4 separate regions of the Homo sapiens genome follow, and regions 1, 2 and 4 are each linked to region 3. Evidence: chromatin loops called from intact Hi-C (ENCODE). Cell type or tissue: K562. All regions are shown on one strand. Region 1 has its middle 13 kb from the start of TRA-CGC2-1. Region 2 overlaps OR2H2 (olfactory receptor family 2 subfamily H member 2). Region 3 holds the start of TRA-AGC2-1 (tRNA-Ala (anticodon AGC) 2-1). Region 4 has its middle 7.9 kb from the start of TRF-GAA5-1.

What was found. A loop is a pair of places that touch in the nucleus more often than their neighbours do. Peaks named below come from ENCODE experiments on the same cell type or tissue, not always from the same donor. Only the 100,000 strongest peaks of a DNase experiment are listed, where the experiment ranks them.
Region 1: it touches region 3 in a loop (9-fold over the local background); 34 of 110 quality-filtered maps call a loop at or near these places.
Region 2: it touches region 3 in a loop (7-fold over the local background); 15 of 110 quality-filtered maps call a loop at or near these places.
Region 4: it touches region 3 in a loop (6-fold over the local background); 3 of 110 quality-filtered maps call a loop at or near these places.

Annotation. Positions count from the first base shown.
Region 1 is chr6:28,684,751-28,689,750 of GRCh38, reverse strand. No RefSeq gene overlaps it. Among named protein-coding and RNA genes, the nearest start is that of TRA-CGC2-1, 13 kb to the right of the region's middle. In K562, a CTCF peak has its summit at 3,117; DNase peaks (open chromatin) are centred at 1,883 and 3,130; H3K4me3 peaks cover 330 bases.
Region 2 is chr6:29,587,043-29,592,042 of GRCh38, reverse strand. OR2H2 (olfactory receptor family 2 subfamily H member 2) reads right to left here. Exons shown (of 2, transcript NM_007160.4): 2 at 1,543-4,373. The coding sequence starts at 4,098. The coding sequence ends at 3,160. Among named protein-coding and RNA genes, the nearest start is that of OR2H2, 4.4 kb to the right of the region's middle. In K562, a CTCF peak has its summit at 2,412 (motif pointing right); a DNase peak (open chromatin) is centred at 2,392; H3K27me3 peaks cover 354 bases.
Region 3 is chr6:28,834,550-28,839,549 of GRCh38, reverse strand. TRA-AGC2-1 (tRNA-Ala (anticodon AGC) 2-1) reads left to right here and starts at 1,035; the gene lies at 1,035-1,106. LOC124901296 (a long non-coding RNA gene) reads left to right here and starts at 527. Exons shown (of 2, transcript XR_007059539.1): 1 at 527-800; 2 at 1,230-2,309. RefSeq lists enhancers at 247-1,238, 1,239-2,230. In K562, CTCF peaks have their summits at 507 (motif pointing right) and 2,021; DNase peaks (open chromatin) are centred at 509, 1,269 and 2,029; H3K4me3 peaks cover 2,575 bases.
Region 4 is chr6:28,769,830-28,774,829 of GRCh38, reverse strand. No RefSeq gene overlaps it. Among named protein-coding and RNA genes, the nearest start is that of TRF-GAA5-1, 7.9 kb to the right of the region's middle. In K562, CTCF peaks have their summits at 2,109, 2,975 (motif pointing left) and 4,900; DNase peaks (open chromatin) are centred at 2,089, 2,959 and 4,949.

The DNA of each region.
Region 1 (5,000 bases), 150 kb after region 3:
TAGTCTGATATCTATAAATGTTTAAAACATTTAAAGTATAGAGTGCTAGATTAAGTTGCATCTGAGGAATGGTACACTCCTTACTGTCTCCCCCTTCTTTTTGTTTAACTAATTGAGTTTTGAGTGTTCTATTAGTTGTTTCAACTATGGCCTGTCCTTGGGAATTATAGGGAATTCCTGTTGTATGTGTAATTTTCCACTGATATAAGATTTTTTGGATTTTGGAAAGCTTTACTACAGTATCCTGGTCCATTGTCAGTTTTAATTTTTTCTGGAACTCCCATTACAGCAAAACGAGATAATAACTGTTTTTTTTTAACATGGGAAGTACTTTCTCCTCTCTGGCAGGTTGCCCATATGAAATGTGAATAAGTGTCAACTGTTACATGGACACATGATAATCTTCCAAATGAAGGTACATGCGTGACACCCATTTGCCATAACGCATTGGGACACAGACCTCTGGGATTAACTCCTACCTCTTGAGTGGGCAGGTGTAGGATTTGACACTGGGTGCAATGTTGTACAATATTTTTTGCCTGTTTCCATGTGACATCAAATTTGTTTTTTAATCCTGCTGCATTTACATGAGTCAAAGCATGAAGTTCTTGTGCTTTTATGAATGCAGATGATACCAGTAAGTCAGCTTGTTCATTTGCTTTAGTTAAAGGCCCTGGTAAATTAGTGTGTGCTCGAATATGAGTAATATAAAATGGGAAATTTCTTTTTCTTACAGTTTGTTGTAATAAATTGAACAGCTAGTTTAACTGATCGTCCATGCTATATTTAATTAGAGCTGTCTCAACATCCCTTGTAGCCTGTACTACATATGCAGAATCTGATACAATATTAATAGGTTGATCAAAATCTTATAGCACTATAATGACTGCAGCCAACTCTGCTCTTTGAGCCGATTGATATTGAATTTTGATTACTTGCTCTTTTGGCCCTGTGTAAGCCGCTTTCCCATTGCTGGAACCATCAGTAAACACTGTCAGAGCATTTTTTAAAGATTCATGTCTGGTAATTTTAGGTAAAATCCAAGTAGTCAATTTTAAAAACTGGAAGATTTTTGTTTTTGGGTAATGATTATCAATAATTCCCATAAAATCAGCAAGACCAATCTGCCATGCACCCGAATTAATAAAGGCTTGTCTAACTTGTTCCTTGGTTAAAGGAACAACTATTTTGTCTGGGTCGTTTCCACAGAATTTTATTATTTGTAATCTTGCCTGACCAATTAATGTAGCTATTTGATCCGAGTACAACGTAAAAGTCTTCATTGTACTGTGAGGAAGGAATGACCAATCCACAAGATCAGTATTTTGAACAATGATGCCTGTTGGAGAATGTGCAGGAGCAAAAATCAAAAGTTGGAGTGGGGCTAAGGGATCTGAAGGGGTGGCCTGCCCCTCCACACCTGTGGGTGTTTCTCATCAGGTGGGATGAGAAGCTAAGAAAAGAAATAAGACACAGAGACAAAGTATAGAGAAAGAAAAGTGGGCCCAGGGGACCGGCGCTCAGCATATGGAGGACCCGTGCCGCCGGTACTGGTCTCTGAGTTCCCTCAGTATTTATTGTTCACTATCTCTACCATCTCGGAGAAGGGGATGTGGCGGGACTATAGGGTAATGGTGGGGAGAGGGTCAGCAGGAAAAAATGTGAACAAAGATCTCTGTGTCATAAATAAGTTTAAGGAAAAGTGCTGTGCCTTGATGTGCACATAGGCCAGATTTATGTTTGACTTTACACAAACATCTTGGTGCATTAAGGAACAGTATTGCCGCCAGCATTTCTAACCTCCAGCCATAAGGCGGTTTTCTCTATCTCAGTAACTGGAACGTACGATTGGGTTTTACACCGAGACATTCCATTCCCAGGGAGGAGCAGGAGACAGATGCCTTCCTCTTATCTCAACTGCAAAGAGGACTTCCTCTTTTACTAATCCTCCTCAGCACAGACCCTTTATGGGTGTCTTGGGGACGGTCAGGTCTTTCCCTTCCCACAAGGCCATATCTCAGGCTATCACATGGGGAGAAACCTTGGACAATACCTGGCTTTCCTAGGCAGAGGTGCCTGCAGTGTATTGTGTCCATGGGTACTTGAGGTTAGAGAATGATGATGACTTTTAACAAGCATACTACCTTCAAGCACTTTTTTAACAAAGCACATCCTGCACAGCTCTAAATCCATTAAACCTTGAGTCAACACAGCATATGTCTCTGCAAGCACAGGGTTGGGGCTAGGGTTATAGATTAACAGCATCTCAAGGCAGAAGAATTTCTCTTAGTATGGAACAAAATGGAGTCTCTTATGTCTACTTCTTTTTACATAGATACAGTCACAGTCTGATCTCTCTTTTCCCCACAGGGATCTATTCTATTTATTTGCGCTGACTGAATTTTTTCTTCCACTTATTTAATTTCTTTTGTTGCCTCTGGGGTTAGTATTCTTTTACTATTTAAGTCTAGGTCTCCTCTTAAGATGGAGAACAAATATGACATGGCATAAGTAGGAATGCCTAGAGTTGGCCGAATCCAGTTAGTACCTGCTAGCAATTTTTGAAAGTCATTTAATGTTTTTAATGTGTCTTTTCTTATTTCTATTTTTTGTGGCTTAATTTTTCTATTTTCTATCTGCATACCTAAATAATGAAAAGGAGTAGAGGTCTAAATCTTATCAGATGCTATTGCCAGTCCTGCGTTGGCAACCTCTGCTTGCAGAAATGTGTAACAGTCAATTAATTTGTCTCTCGTTTCTGCAGCACATAAAATATCATCAACATAATGAATGATATAACAGTCTGAAAACTTATCTCTAACTGGTTGAAGAGCTTGATCTAGGAAAGTCTGACAAATTGTTGGACTATTAAGCATTCCCTGAGGTAACACTTTCCACTGAAACCTGGTGGCTGGTTCTTTATTATTTATAGCTGGTATAGTAAAGGCAAATTTTTCAAAATCCTGCTCCTCCAGAGGAATGGTAAAAAAGCAATCCTTCAGATCAATTATAATTAAAGGCCAGTCTTTTGGGATCATGGCCGGAGAGGGCAACCCGGGTTGGAGATGCCCCTTGGGTTGAATTACGGCATTTACGGCCCTTAAGTCAGTTAACATACGCCATCTGCCGGATGTTTTCTGAATTACAAACACAGGAGAATTCCAAGGCGAGAATGAGAGAATGAAGGCTCAATATGTCCTCTTTCGAATTGCTCCTTTGCTAATAAATGTAAAGCCTCCAGTTTTTGTTTTCGTAGTGGCCACTGATTTACCCATACCGGTTTTTCTGTTTTCCAAGTTAATGGAATGCGTTTAGGAGGCTCTACAGTGGTAGCCCCTAAAAAGGATACCCTATTCCTTTTCTTTCTCGATTTTTGTCACTCTGAATTGGGACTTTAATGCCATTTTCATTTTTTCCTAGTCCCTTTCCTGGTATATATCCATTTTAGTCATGATTTTTTGACTTGTGGGGCTGTATAATGGAGCCGGCATAGTGATTTCTGCACCCCATTGTTGTAATAAATGACCCCACGGATTAACAGGAAATGAAGTAATCATTGGCTGAACAGTACTTTCTTGATTATTCGGCCCTGAACAATGCAAAATCATAGTAATTTGATACACTTCTGAGGCAGTGCCTATGCTGACAAGTCCTGTAACAGCCTTTTGTTTAGGCCAATTTTTTGGCCACTGATTTAAAGCAATGATAGAGACATCTGCTCCAGTGTCTACTAACCCTTCAAACTGTTTTTTTTGAATAATGGCCTTACACACAGGTCTGCTCTCTGAGACTTGACTTGCCCAATATGCAGCCTTTCCTGCCAGATCAGTGCTTCCAAACCCTCCTGTTCTTTTATCTCACTGTTTCCAACTTTAATATAAGGCAGGAGTAATAATTTAACAATCCTGTCTCCTGGATTGCCACTCCAAGGAATTGAGGAGCTAATAGCCAATTGAATTTCACCTTCATAGTTTGACTCAACCACACCAGTATGAATTTGAACTCCCTTTAGATTTAGACTGGATCTTCCTAAGATTAGTCCTACCGTCCCCTCAGGCAGTGGGCCATATACCCCTGTGGAGATTTTTTGTGGGGGCTCCCCTGGAAGCAGAGAGACTGCTTGCATAGTACATAAATCTACTGCTGCATTGCCACTTGTGGCGGGGGACAATTGCTGTATTGTGGTAACTGGCTCATTCGCTGAGGCATTTGTGACAGTGGGGGTTGTCTGTGAAAACCCTGAGGAAAAAAGGGCTGAATTGGGAATGCCTCAGTTTGTTGTGGGGCCTGAGGCTGGCCCCTCTTCTCATTTCCCCACAATGGTTGCCCACTTTTATCAAATTTAGAAGGACATGGATTATCCCAATGTTTTCCTTTTTTACATCTTGGACATAAGTCAGGTGGCTCTATCTGTTGTTGTAGTAGCTTGAATATTTTGTTTGAGGCTGGGCAATTTTTTTAGATGAACAATTTGTCCACAATTATAACATTTTCCCCCAAATGTTCTAACTTATCGTCCTAAAGCAACTCCCGTTGTTGCTTGAGTCATAAGCATAACTTTATGCATAGCTCCTCCAATTCCATCACAGGCTTTTACATACTATGAGATTACATCTGATCCTGCTGGGACCTTTCCTTTTAATGGCTTAATGGCTGATTGACACTCAGGATTGGCGTTTTCCTATGCCATCAACTCCACTATGACCTTACAGGCATTCTCATCGGTGATTGACTTGGAGCCTTGCCGCAAAATCAGGCTAGGTCTCTTTAGAGCCTTGTTTTATTGTATTGAATGAGGGGAAGGCGGTTCCTGGGTCTTGGATTTTTTTCCCAGGCTCTAAGGCATATAGCTCTAACTTGCTTAATGGCCTCATTTTGCATTATTGCTTGTTGATTGGTAGTGCTCCAATTTTGACCTGTTCCTAATAGTTGATCTGCATCTATGTTAACTGGAGGATTGGCAGCCCTATTTTTTTGGATCTGTTCTTGTGCCCCATCAA
Region 2 (5,000 bases), 750 kb before region 3:
TCTTAGGCTGCTATTACCTTGTTGCTTTTCAAGTTGCTACTTATTTCTCAGAGCCAGCTAGGTGCCTGGAATTTTCCTTGAAGAAACACAGGATTTTGCTTTATTTCCATGCTTAGGAGTCCCCAAGCCCCTAAAAAGGGGGTCTTTGCATCATCTCATTTCTACACAGTCAGCAAATACTTCTTATTTTGTTTACTCTTCTGTGGTTCAAACCTCTAAGAGGCTTCCATGATCACTGCCGCTCCAAGCACTCACACACATTATTCTTTAATTCTGTATTCCTGTAGACTCTTATTTGCTCCAATTCAGTTGTGTAACTGTCATGTATGCTGGCACTATGTGCCTGACCATCCCTATTTTCACTGGACATTGTGGGGGTTGTGACTGAGTAACTTTATATTGGATTTTCTCACAGAGTATCCAATAGATGACTGTCACATGGAAACAATGAATTTAGGATAAGAGATGTTAGTCCTAAGTCCTATGTTAAACCATTTATTCAACAAAGCAGATTCTTTTAGACTGCTTTATTTAATTCTCTGTTGCATTTCCCCTAGAGTCAGTCTAGAAACGATTTTACTATATACAAACATTATAGCCTCTGGCTGTAGGGAGATGATAAACAGGAGAAAAGTGTAGACATTTCTAGGTGCCAGTAAGAGAAAGCAGATAGAGGGGGTCATGAAAAAAAGGTCTTACTACAGTGATTTGAAAAGTGGAATTAAGCTTAGCCTTACCTGTAGGGCTGAGATTATGATTATGATTATGATTATTTGAGATAGAGTCTCACTGTGTCGCCCTGGCTGGAGTGCAGTGGCATGATCTCGGCTCACTGCAACCTCCGCCTCCCAGGTTCTCCTGCCTTAGCCTCCTAAGTAGCTGGGATTACAGGAGCACGCCACCACGCCAGGCTAGTTTTTTTTTTGTATTTTTAGTAGAGACAGGGTTTCACCATGTTGGTCAGGCTGGTCTCGAACTCCTGACCTCGTGATCCGCCCGCCTTGGCCTCCTAAAGTGCTGGGATTATAGGTGTGAGCCACTGCGCCTGACTGATTAGGATTATTAAATATAAAATGGGGGCTCTACATTAAGATTAGAATATGCTCTAATAACGAGGTCAAGGAGACAATAAGATTAACACAAGGATGGCTAGGATAAAGATTAGGATTATAATAGAATTAATGTTGCTGTTCTGTGCTGATGCCAGGATAAATGTTGAATCAAAATCATTTTATGTTGGAACTAGAAATAAAACTAAGATTTTCCTTTTTCTTATTTTATCGGCGTGTACTCAAAAGGGAATTTGGTATTGCTGCCCTTGCCAGGGAAAAGCTGGGAGACAGCGTATGTGGGATTGGAACCCCAGAACCTTTTATATATTCTCTTTGGAGAGTAAGATTCATTCATTCATTCATTCATTCACTTATACATTTATAAAACTGGGTGCCAATTTTATGCAAAATTCTGGTCCTTGCCTTCTGAGAGCCTGAAATCTAGTGGGTGAACTAAGCCAGAAACACACACACAATGAACTGTAACACAACTTTTTCCAAAAGTTTTATTGTTCTGTTGTTTCTTATGCTTTGAAGTATTTGAAAAACTCTTATTTTAAGGAAGTGAAACCCCTTCGGCTGGGGGATCATTTAGATATAGTTTTAGATTGAAATGATTTCCTCAAAGCTTGTTGAGAAGTTGAAGCTTTTCACCTGGGCCTGGGAGGCATTATTTTTACCAAAAGGCAAGGTTAAGAGCAAGGAGTCTGGAGCCAGTTTTCCTGGGTTCAAATCCTGTCTTGCACATTTGCAAGTGGTAACATAAATTCTGTGTTTTAGTTTTTACCTCTGAAAAAGGATAATAATATTATCTGCTTCATAGTGTTGTTATAAGGGTTAAATAAGTCAATATGTGTAAATTGCAGGGGGTTCCTGACTTTGACCATTTTTTGACTTTATAATAATGCAAAAGAGATACATTCAGTAGAAACCGTACTTTGAGTACCAATATAACCATTCTGTTTTTTCACTTTTAGTACAGTATTCAGTAAATTACATGAGATATTCAAAACTTTATTATAAAATAGACTTTGTATTGAGGATTTTGCTGAACTGTAGGCTAATGTAAGTGTTCTGAGTATGTTTAAGGTAGGCTAGGCTAAGCTATGATGTTTGGTAGGTTAGGTGTATGAAATGCATATTCAACTTACAATATTTTCAGTATATGATAGGTTTTTTGGGAGGTAACATCATTATAAGTCAAGGAGCATCTGTACTTTAAGTGTTACTTGGGTTAACATAACAATTACATAAATGCTTATAGTATCATAACCATATCTATGTCTTTGAGCAAAGTACAGTTCGGATGACCCTGGAGCAGAAGTCTGGGATGTCACATGCAATACCATATTTGGCCGGTAGATGACACCAAGGTCCACAATGTGCCAGCCTAAACATGAAGATATTTTTGTGTCTTTTTGGCTGCTCCTTTACCTGCGATTTGTGGGCATTGTAAGAGAAGAAATAGGACTGAAGAAGCTAAGTTTCCTTTGTAAGGCTCAAGCCTGAAATACTGGGATATTTGATTATGGTGTGAAAGCAACAGTGTGTATTTGAGAGTTGCCTGACTGAAAATTATGGGGCCTGGATTTTAGTTCTGATGCTGTGGACACTGTGTGTTCTTGGGTGAGTTTCCGAACTTAGCTGGGCTTCAGCTTCCCCTTCTCTTTTGCTGTTATTTGAGGAATAAAATAGAATGAGAATACAAAACAGACATATAGTGAAGTGGGAAAAACATGAGGGAGAAGCAAAGAAGATATGGTAGGAATTAGAATTGGAGGTGAAGGAATAGTGGGGATATGGCAAGGGAGGGGAATTAAAAATGGAAGTGATAAAGGTAGGAACATGACTATGGAGGCGAAGACTTAAAGTAGAAAAAAATATAAAATATACTTGATGCCTATAATTTTTCGCATAAAGATACCTCCCTTTACTACATTTCAGTCGCTGTCTCTTGCACACATACATGCACACACACAGACATGTGGCTTTCATCCATTCCCACAATGTAATGGGTGTGAAGAAGGCAGAGGGGCAGGGAACTCAAACTTTCTGATAAAAGCACATAGAATCTCCTCTCTTTTAAAGCACATTAAGCAGCTCTCCCTCAGCTTTGTGTGAGCCCCATTTCCTTCCCCAGCAATCTCCTGAATGCCCTGGTTACCTCCTTGTTCCTCAGGGTGTATATGAGAGGGTTAAGTGAAGGAGTGCCCACTGCATAGAAGAGACCAAAGAACTTGCCCCTCTCTTGGGCATAGGGATTTTTGGGCTGGAGGTAGACAGCAATGACTGAGCTGTAGAAGAGGGTGACCACAGTGAGATGGGAGGAGCAGGTCCCAAAAGCTTTCCTCCGCCCTTTTGCAGAGTTAATCCTCAGCACTGCCCAGGTAATGGCTCCGTAAGAGACAAGGATGAGGCTGAGAGGCACAACCAAGATGAAGACACTGGCAACAGCCACCTGGATCTCATTGTAGGAGGTGTCTTCACAGGAGAGTCGAATTAGAGCTGGGACCTCACAGACAAAATCATCCACCTGCCGATCGGGGCAGAAGGGCAGGTGCAGGGTGGATGGTGTCTGGACCACTGACTCCACTAGCCCAATGACCCAGGCCACAGATGCCAGCTGCCAGCACAGGCGGGGGTGGATGATGGTGGCATAGTGGAGGGGCTGGCAGACAGCCACGTAGCGATCAAAAGCCATCACTGTCAAGAGGATGCACTCAGTTGTCCCCAGGGACAGGAAGATGAAGATCTGGACAGAGCAGTCCAGGAAGCTGATGGTCTTCTTTGGGCCCCAGAGGTTGACCAGCATTTGGGGAACACAACTCGTGGTGAAACAGAGGTCCAAGAAGGAGAGGTTGGAGAGGAAAAAGTACATTGGAGAGTGGAGCTTGGGGTCCAGCGCAGACAGCAGGATGATGAGTGTGTTGCCCACTAGGGTTAGGAGGTAGGAAGTGAGGACAACCACGAAGAGAGTCCTTTCCAGCCCTGGGTGTTCAGAGAAGCCCAGAAGGAGGAAGCCCGGTGTGGAGCTTTGGTTAACCATGGCCTGTTCTTGTTTGTACCTGGAGGGATGAGGCTGTCACTCCAGTGTGATTCAACCTGTCTTATCAAAACTCAGCCTGGGTGTTTGTGAGGTCACAGCAGGTAGGTGTTTCTCTTCTGTCTCTGCTCGCCCAGCCTCCCTTTCCAAGGCTCATCACCATCCAGCAGCTCCTTCTCATTCCCTGTTCTTCCTGGTCAAACATTGTCTAGTGAGAGTGAGGAATCCATGAATGTACTGGACAGCAGATGGATACTCACACTGGTGCCTCTGACTTCCTGGGTGAGGGCAAAGGAGGCTGATTAAAATATGCACTAATTCATTAATTCATTCATTCAGGGGAAATTTATTGAGTGCCACTATGTTCTGAATGCTGTTCTAGAGTTGTCTCTTATCTATTGGATGATCTCGTAAGGTATATTGAATGAATTTTCTGATAAGTTGTCTCTGTAGGCTCAATTATTGCTCTATTGGTTGAATGAATTTTATAGAACTCTGTACATTCCATTTATTTTGTATTTTTTCATTTGCAAGTAAGCTTATCAGAGACAGTGTTTTATCTATGAGAGAGATTTTGTTTTGTTTTAAGATATCCCTACTTATAGAGAGATCAGGTTGGTTGCCCTGGCCTTTTTAGCAACCTAAGTTTCTGAACCAACTGACTTTCAGGGAGGGGTGGAAATTGGTCCACATGCTTCGTCCTTGCCATGAGTAGCTTACAAGTAGGAGGCAAGAGTGGCCACAAGCATGTTAAAATCACCAGGGTTCACAGGAACATTATCGAAAGACTCCAAGAATCACTCTCCCTAAATCTTGTAGTCTTTCAGACACCACCAAAAAGAGAGTCCAAAATTTAAAGGCCAGTAACACCAATGTACTGGGTGAATGAGAGTAAAGGTTCTGTA
Region 3 (5,000 bases):
GAATGTTTCACAGGTACTACAAAAGAATGTGGTGCGGAGAGAGAGGTATACCGGACCCGAACTCTCTCGCCACACTCTTCCTCGTTCCTTGATTATTTCCGGTAATGCTCCTGAATCCACATTTTTATGAAAAAAAAAAAACCACTTTATTCTTCTTGTATGCGACCCTCTGCAAACTGTTTTTTTTAAATAAAGTATTCAAGTATGATTGACGTCCCTTTAATCTCAGATGGGCTGATAATAGGATTGGATAATTCTGTTATTCACCACATCCCCTTATCTTGTCTTTCTGCCCATTTAAGCTACTCTCCCAGTGTTGGCTGAGACCCTGTGGGTTCCTTGGGCTGGGAGGCAGAAGCCCGGAGCTCAGAGGATGAGGTTGGTGAGCCAGACCCGGCACACGGAGGGCTTGATGAATCGTTCATGCGCGTGTTGAGTGTATACCGCCCTCGTATCGTTTTCTGCCAATCGGGACCGGACCGGGAGCGGATTCTGCCCGAAAGGGGGCGCGATCTGGCGGGTGCTCCTCTTCCTCGCTCCCCAGTCCGCGCCTCGCTGGGCTCAGCACCCCGGCCCCCGGCGGGACGGAGGCTCGGGTCCAAAGCAGTGGCTGCACCGACACGAACCCGTCTGCGTTTCTCCACCTGTCTTCCCTCGCCACCTGCATCTACTATGGTCTCTAAATGCCTCGCTTTGTACTTTGTGGCTTTCTGGCAGCCCTTTAAAGCAGCGGTGAAAGAAAGGAGAGAGTCAAGACACGGGAGAAAATGTTTCATCCCGGGTTCTTCTAGTGGTGCCCGGTAAGTGACTCCGGACTGACGAGCAGAAAAATCCCAGGGCCATCAATAGAGGGCCTTCGGTGTAGAATGCGGTTTGCTCAGCTGTCAGCAAAGAGGGACGCAAAACCTAAATTTGAGATATCAGAAATAACTAAATAAAATAGACCTTGGCTGATTACAACTAATGGTTCTGAAACCTAGCAAAAGGGTCAGATTCTGATCTTGAATATACTCTCGAGAGAACCGTTTCAGTACGGGGGTGTAGCTCAGTGGTAGAGCGCGTGCTTAGCATGCACGAGGCCCCGGGTTCAATCCCCGGCACCTCCATTCCTTTTGCTTTTAATTTTTTTCCCATTGCTTTACTTTATTTTCCTTGCTTAAACAGAAAGTAACCCTATTTCACAACGGTTTTGCCATTAATATTAGTGCTGTTCCATTTCTACTCCTCAGCCTTGACACGACTCGGGGGACTGCCTAAGCAAAAGGTGGAAAAGATGGAGCTGGAAGACAAAGACGGCTCCGGATTCCAAAACTTCAATGGCGTCGCCAAATTGACGAGCTCATTAACCTTTGGAGTATTGTTATTTAAAAAGTAGGAAATAAAAGATAAATGTGGAAATATTTAATAAAAGAAAAACGTAAGCTCTCAATTTTCTTTATTACTTTTTTTTTTTTGAGACGGAGTCTCTCGCTCTGTCGCCCAGTGGCACGATCTTGGCTCACTGCAAGCTCCGCCTCCCGGGTTTACGCCATTCTTCTGCCTCAGCCTCCCGAGTAGCCGGGACTACAGGCGCCCGTCACCACGCCCGGCTAATTTTTTCTATTTTTTTGGTAGAGACAGGGTTTCACCGTGTTAGCCAGGATGGTCGCGATCTCCTGACCTCGTGATCCTCCCGCCTCGGCCTCCCACAGTGCTGGGATTACAGGAGTAAGCCACCACCGCTCCCAGCCGATTTCCTTTATTTTTTTTCTGGTCCTTGTTTAGCCATGATCCATCGCAGGCTGAGCCCTGACAAACGCAAAGCCTTCCAAACTGGGAAATTGAGAAAGTTATTTTCATCAATGAATGTAGAGGCGTCACACTTCTGCCGAAATAGCTCCACTGGGAAGCATGCTCTGCTGAAGATCTCAAAGTTCACGGACTGATTTCCAGTTTTATTCTGTCTTCACTCCTGCCGGATAATTTGACTTCCCTTAGATGACGTTACAGAAGTAATTTTACCTAAGACAGGTGCGCCCTCTATCGTAAGGATATCTTTCAGACTCTTGGTCCACACAAGAGTTGGTGGCACCGGAGAGCTTGTTAGAAGAGCGAAATCTCAGCTTCACCTCAGACGTACTGAACCAGAAGTAGCAATTTAACAAGATCCACAAGAGATTCTTTTGCACATTTAAGAAGCAATATGACGTGCTTTGACGTGGATGGAGTAAGGGTGTATAGTATAAATACGCGGCTGTGTTTTTTCCCCCAATTTTCTATTCTAACAGAAAACATAATTGCAAAAAATATATATTTCTATTGCTGAATCATTTTTGTGTTCTAATCATTGACTCTGTTCCTTGCCTCTCTGGCAATATTGTACTTAGTAATATTTTTTGAATCACTATTCATGATTGAATATGATGTGAAGTTTTCATTTTCTTTTTTTTTTTTCTTGAGACGGAGTCTCACTCTGTCGTCCAGGTTGGAGTGCAGTGGCGCGATCTCGACTCACTGCAACCTCCGCCTCCCGGGTTCAAGCGATTCTCCTGCCTCAGCATCCCGAGTAACTGGGACAACAAGCGCGCGCCACCGCGCCCGGCTAATTTTTTATATTTTTTTTAGGGACGGGGTTTCACCATATTGGCCAGGCTGGTCTCGAACTCCTGACCTCATGATCCGCCCGCCTCGCAAAGTGCTGGGATTACAGGCATGAGCCACCACTCCCGGCCTTTATTTTCTTTTTCGCAAGTTTTGCAATAAAGGCTGTGCTAACTTCTAATGTAAACTGGGAAGTTTGTATCCTTGCTCTGAAACATTTTAAATAGAATAAGACCTTGTAATCATTCCAGAATACACAGCCCTCTTCTCATCAGCTACCACCAAATCTTCAAGAACTTTTGTATTAACACCACTTTGTATTCTAAGCCCTGTGATAGATTTTAAAGATCCAAAACCCTTTGCTAACCCTAATGAAAGTGTGAGCTGAAGGATATCTCAAGAATTGGGAAATCCTTGGTTTCCGATATAATATCAGGCCACCTCTGTCCCTGTGAAGTGATTAGGAAATTTTCAATGGAGAAAATAAGTTCCAAAAGTCATTCTTTCTCAGATTAAGATGTCTTGGGTTTCAGTTTACTTCTTTAAAGAAAGATTCAGAGTTAGTACTGAGGACCCAGACTTTCTTGATGTGGGAAATAGATAATTTTCTGTTCTGTTGACATTTTTTCTCTCTCTTCTCTCATTTTCAAAGTACAGTTCCACAATGTCTCTTTGCCACTTATACTCACTGTGGCAGAAAAAAATTATTCACAGGCTTCAATCATGGGAATCAATTTGCAAAGGAATATAGTAAAAGCATGAGGAAAATTATCATGAATTATTACCATTGCTTTATGCTAGGGCTCAGGCCCAAATGGAAATATTTTTTTCTGCTCCCCACAATAGACTTCTTTAAGGAAGTCCACCTCTGTAATTTAGGGTAGAAATGGATAGGATGCAAAAACCAAGAGTTTAATATAAGAAAGCTATAGAAAATATAGGATGGAGATTTCAAAAACATCTTGGGACAATGAAAACAAATGACATATGACAGATAGAAGTACTTCTTTGAGAGCAAACAGTGCCTATCTTTGGCCTAGGACAATAGTGAATCATTTTAAGGTACATTGTAGATGAATTTTGGAAATTCAACTATATTTTATTTTGGGGTTGTATACTTCAATGAGATCATATTTTAAAAAAATTTTTCTCCACAGAGAAATTAAGGACCTCTTTCAAAAATCAGCTGGGCATGGTGGCGACCACCTGTAATCACTGCTACTTGGGAGGCTGAGGCAGGAGAATTGCTTGAACCTCGGAGGCGGAGGTTGCAGTGAGCCAAGATCATGCCACTGCACTCCAGCCTGGGTGACACAATGAGACTCCATCTCAAAAAAAAAAAAAAAAAATTAAGGACTTCTGAGAGGAATGAGGACGTGGCCATGCGTGAGACCCTGGGTGAATGTGTGGGAAGCGGCAGGTGGGCAGGACCATTGGCTGCACAGTGATATGGAAGCAGACACAATCCATCAGGCCATGTAGTCAATCTGACTCAAAAGGTAGAGTTTTATTCTTTTCAAAGACATATTTAATTGAAGAAAAAAGATTATTTAACCCTTTACTGTCTAGTTCAGGAATTCTTTTTTAATATTCAATCAAGGTGGGAGACTTACAACAGTGTAATCAAACCTCCCTCTCCCTGTCAACAAATCAAGATGTAAATCCCAAAGAATATAGAGTGAATTCAATTTCTAGATTATCATATAAGAGCTCCTTACATGAAAACTATTACTCCACCTTTTTGTCAACTTTAAGAAAACAGTACTCAACCAGTTACAATCTTCTCTCTGGTTGTAGATTGTCTAGAGATGTCATTCGCATGTCTGCAGGCTCCCTGAGCAGAGTAATTGAGTATGAATGAGTTCTATCTCCTGAGATAAATGGTTGGTTCATCAGAAAAATCTCATATATTTGGAACTCATCCTATGTCTCCCCATGCATAGATATTTCTGAATGCTTACAGAAACTTAAACAATTCTCACAGTGTTCTCTGTACTTTGGGGCAAACAGAAAAAAAAAAAAAAAGAAACACCTCCTTGTGGGGAACTTCTGGTAATCTAACTGGTATCTTGGTTTCTTCAGGTGCAAGTTAGAGAATAATTACATGATGACTCTGGAAACAACTTTCACACCATCAAACAGTCTAGATAATTTTCTTTCTTTCTTTCTTTCTTTCTTTTTTTTTTTTTTTTTGAGACAGAGTCTTGCTCTGTCGCCCAGGCTGGAGTGCAGTAGCGCGATCTCGGCTCACTGCAAGCACCGCCTCCTGGGTTCACGCCATTCTCCTGCCTCAGCCTCCCGAGTAGCTGGGACTACAGGCGCCCTCCACTACACCTGGCTAATTTTTTGTTTTTTGTTTTTTTTTTTAAGTAGAGACGGGGTTTCACCGTGTTAGCCAGGATGGTCTCGGTCTCCTGACC
Region 4 (5,000 bases), 65 kb after region 3:
GGTGTTGTTACGGGAACGGGAACGAGTGTGAGGAACATTCGCCTGTTTGGGATTTCTGGCACCATGAAGATTGCTGGCATTTAGATTGTCATACCCCATGTCCAAGTGACTGGGCCACCTCCAGACTAAACCGGTGGTAGGTTCAAAATAGCCACCCTGCAGACCTCCTTGCTCACCTCTTTTGTCATCCCGTAACTTTTTCTGTGCCCTTAAATACGGCACTGTGCAGAGAAACCTACGCCCGTACCACTTTACTTCGTTTAAACCCTTATTCTATTCCTCTGTGGCTACTCTCCTACCCTAGGAAAGATCCGAGTGGCCCTTTTTCCTCCTCATCCCTACCACTTACCCCGTACATCTCGTTTTCCCGTGTCACAGCAAGTTCAGCGTCTCCAGGACTTGGCTCTGCTCTCACTCCTCAAACTCTTAAAAGAAAAGGCCGAATTTGAGCTATTTGCCTTTGAGTCGTGGAGACACCAAAAGTATTTAGGCTACAGGTCCAGGGAAAGAGGGAGGACGCCTAGGTCCATCCAGCCAAGGAGACCTAAGGTTGGCCTCTAGTCCTCCTCCCTCAATCTTGGATAATTATTCTTTTTTTTTTTGAGACAGTCTTCTCTGTCGCCCAGGCTGGAGTGCAGTGGCGCGATCTCAGCTCACTGCAAGCTCCGCCTCCCAGGTTCAGGCCACTCTTCTGCCTCAGCCTCCCAAGTAGCTGGGACTACAGACACCCGTCACCACACCCAGCTAATTTTTTGTATTTTTAGTAGAGACGGGGTTTCACCGTGTTAGCCAGGATGGTCTCGATCTCCTGACCTCGTGATTCGCCCGCCTCAGCCTCCCAAAGTGCTGGGATTACAGGCGTGAGCCACTGCGCCCGACCTCCCTCAATCTTAAAGCTAGTTAACCGTCCTGTGGCAAGTAGTGTGAGCTATTGTTGTCTTTCGGCTCCTTCTGGTTATGTTAATTCTGTTCTTCCGATACTCCAGCCCCCTAGGGAATGAGTTTTTCTGTCCGTGCTGGGTTTGATATCCCTGCTCAAACCTTGTCAAACTGCCTCCAAAAATGGGAAACTCCTCTTCCCGGCCCTGTAAGGATTGGAGCCCCCTCCAATGTATGCTGCAGAATTTTTCTCTAGGCTTCTCAGAGGATTATGGGGTCCGCCTTTAAAAAGGCAAACTCCGGACACTCTGCGAAGTAGAATGGCCAAAGTTTGGAGTCGGATGGCCCCCAGTAGGGTCACTGAACCTAGCAATTGTTCAGGCTGTGTGGCGGGTTGTTGCTGGAACTCCCGGCCACCCCGATCAGTTTCCCCACATTGATCAATGGCTGAGTTTGGTCAGAAGCTCCCCACCATGGCTCCGCTCATGCGCCATTCATAATTCTGCCTCCAAGGTCGTTTTGAGCCAGACCGCACTTCCGCCTGGACCCTCAGTCTGTTCGGCTCACCCTGTACTGCCTCCCTCTGAAGAAGAGGAGAGTCTCCCCCACTCAGTTCCGCCGCCTTATAACCGTCCTGCTCCCTTAGAATCTTCCCTTGTCTCCTCGACTACATCCCCTGTAGGCTCGCCGCCTATTGCCTCTCGATTGCGGCCGCGGCAGGAGGAAGTAGCCCCCCCTCTACCGCGGAAAGAAGCACAAGTCCCTCCGGGTGATGAGCGCTCAGCCCCATTCTTGGTTTATGTCCCTTTTTCTCCTTCTGACCTCTGTAACTGGAAGGCTCATAATCCTCCCTTCTCTGAAAAGCCCCAGGTCTTGATCTCACTGATGGAGTCTGTGCTCCGGACCCATCGGCCCACCTGGGATGACTGTCAGCAGCTCCTTTTGACCCTTTTTACCTCTGAAGAGAGGGAACATATCCGAAGAGAGGCCAGAAAGTATTTCCTCACATCAGCCAATAGGCCAGAGGAGGAAGCTAGAGACTTTCTTGAGGAGGTCTTTCCCTCTACCCGGCCTAACTGGCACACGAATTCCTCGGGTAGGAAGAAAGCTTTGGACGATTTTCACCGGTATCTCCTTGCAGGTATCAAAGGAGCTGCTCAGAAACCCATAAACTTGTCTAAGATGACTGAAGTCGCACAGGGCCTGATGAGTCACCGGGAGCGTTTTTAGAACGCCTCCAGGAGGCCTATCGGACTTACACCTCTTTTGACCCGGCGGCTCCCGAAAATAGCCGTGCTCTTAATTTGGCATTTGTGGCTCAGGCAGCCCCTGATATTAAAAGAAAACTCCAAAAACTGGAGGGATTTCCTGGGATGAATATCACTCAGCTTTTAGAGATAGCCCAAAAAGTTTTTGACAATCGAGAGTTTGAAAAAAGAAAACAAACAGCACAGGCAGCAGCTGATAAAGCATACAAAAGACAAGCAAAAATCTTAGCTGCGGCCATCGGAGAGGTCAAGAAGGGAAGGCCCCCATCACAGAGGAATAGCCAGGGAACCTCAGGTCCCTACCAGAAGGGCAAAAGAGGAGAACAGGCTCCCCTAGAAAAGGACAAATGTGCTTATTGCAAGCAGACTGGGCACTGGAAAAAGGAATGCCCACTACGGCCAGAGGAAAAATCAGAAAAGAAAAAGGCCCTCACCCTCCCCGCAACGGAAGAGTCTGATGACTGATGGAGCCAGGACTCCCTCTCTCTTGGCCCCCAGGAGCCCACGGTGACCGCTACAGTGAGGGGCCAGCCTGTACGCTTCCTAGTAGCTACCGGGGCGGAGCACTCGGTACTACAGACCCCCTTGGGCAGTGTCTCTAATAAAAGAGTGGCTGTACAAAGGTCTACTGGAGCTATTCAGGAATATCCTGTCACACACTCACGAGAAGTGAGCTTGGGACAGAAAAGAGTGAGACAGTCATTTCTTGTGGTTCCAGAGTGTCCTTTTCCTCTCCTCGGAGGAGATCTGCTCCATAAGTTACAGGCCTCTATCTCCTTCTCAGCCCAGCAGGCTAACGTCATGCTAGGAAATACAGCGCCCCCCACTGCCCAACTCCTGCTAACTACCCCTCTGTCAGAGGAAAATCTTTTAGTGTCACCATCACAACCACTGGAAAATAATACTAATCCTCTCCTGTTGGACTTACAGACACTCTTTCCCAGAGTTTGGGCCAGTCAAACCCCCCAGGACTGGCTAAACACCATCCACCAGTGGTTGTAGAACTCCTGGCCACTGCCTTGCCTGTCCAGGTAAAGCAATATCCTATGAGTCAGCAGGCTAGACAGGAGATTAATCCCCATATTCAATGACTGTTACAAGCTGGCATACTCACACCGTGTCAGTCCGCCTGGAATATTCCATTTTTGCCGGTCCAGAAACCCGGAACGAATGATTACCAGCCGGTACAGGACTTAAGGGAAGTTAACAAACAGACTGTTACTGTCCATCCAACTGTCCCCAATCCTTATACTCTACTCAACCTGCTCCCGCCAGAACTTACAGTATATACACTGTCCTTGACCTAAAGGATGCCTTCCTTGCTATTTCTCTGGCCCCCAAGAGCCAACTGATCTTTGCTTTTGAATGGACAGATCCTAGCTCAGGAGACACTACCCAATTGACTTGGACTCAGTTACCTCAAGGTTTTAAAAATTCCCCCACCCTTTTTGGAGAGGCCCTCCAGCAGGATCCTATACCATTCCAAGCTAGTCACCTTAACTGTACTCTTCTTCAGTAGGTGGACAACCTTTTATTAGCTACTGAAACTAAAGACAGTTGCCTGCAACATACTAGGGACCTACTTTACCTCCTTCAGGAGCTCGGGTATCGAGTCTCAGCCAAGAAGGTCCAGCTTTGTCTTCCCACAGTGTCCTACCTAGGATACGACATAAGCCAAGGAAAAAGGGCACTCACCAGTGCCCGGAAAGAAGCCATCCTACGAATCCCCACTCCCACCACCAAGAGACAGGTACGTGAATTCCTGGGGGCCGTAGGATACTGTCGCCTATGGATGTCGGGGTTCGCGGAGATTGCGAAGCCCCTGTACACTGCTACAGGAGGGAATAGCCGGCTAGTTTAGATGGACACAGAAGAACAGGCTTTTCAAAATCTGAAAAAGGCATTAACTGAAGCCCCTGCTCCAGCCCTCCCAAATATCCCAGAGCCGTTTCACCTGTTTGTCCACGAAAGCCAGGGAGTTGCTAAGGGGGTGCTTACTCAGACTTTAGGACCCTGGAGATGCCCAGTGGCCTATTTGTCTAAGAGGCTGGATCCTGTGGCCTCTGGATGGCCAACTTGTCTGCGAGTCATAGTGGCAACAGCAAGCCTAGTCTAAGAGGCTGATAAGTTAACTCTAGGTCAAAATTTAACCTTTACCGCTCCTCATGCCGTAGAGACTTTATTACGAAGTGCTTCTGGCAAATGGATGTCAAATGCTCGCATCCTGCAGTATCAGAGTTTACTGTTAGATCAGCCTCGTTTGACTTTCTCTCCCAGAAGGTGTTTAAATCCAGCTACTTTACTCCCTGATCCAGACTTCACTACACCTGTCCATGACTGCCAGGAACTGTTAGAAACTACAGAAACTGGCCCACCTGATCTCCAAGATGTGCCCCTAAAGAAGGTGGACGCCGCCATGTTTACAGGCGGTAGCAGCTTTCTCAAAACAGGGAGTACGAAAGGCTGGTGCAGCCATTACTACAAAGACAGATGTGCTATGGGCCCAGGCTTTACCGGCAAATACCTCGGCACAAAAAGCTGAATTGATCGCCCTCACTCAGGCTCTCCGATGGGGTAAGGATAAACTTATTAACATTTACACTGACAGCAGGTATGCTTTAACTACTGTACATGTACATGGAGCCATCTATCAGGAGCGTGGGCACCTCAGCAGGAAAGACTATCAAAAACAAAGAAGAAATTCTAGCCCTGCTTGAAGCCGTATGGCTCCCTCAGCAGGTGGCTGTAATCCACTGCAAAGGACATCCAGGAGAAAACACGGCCATTGCCCGTGGTAACCAGAAAGCTGACTCAGCGGCCCGGGATGCAGCCAGACTTCCAGTCATGCCTCTA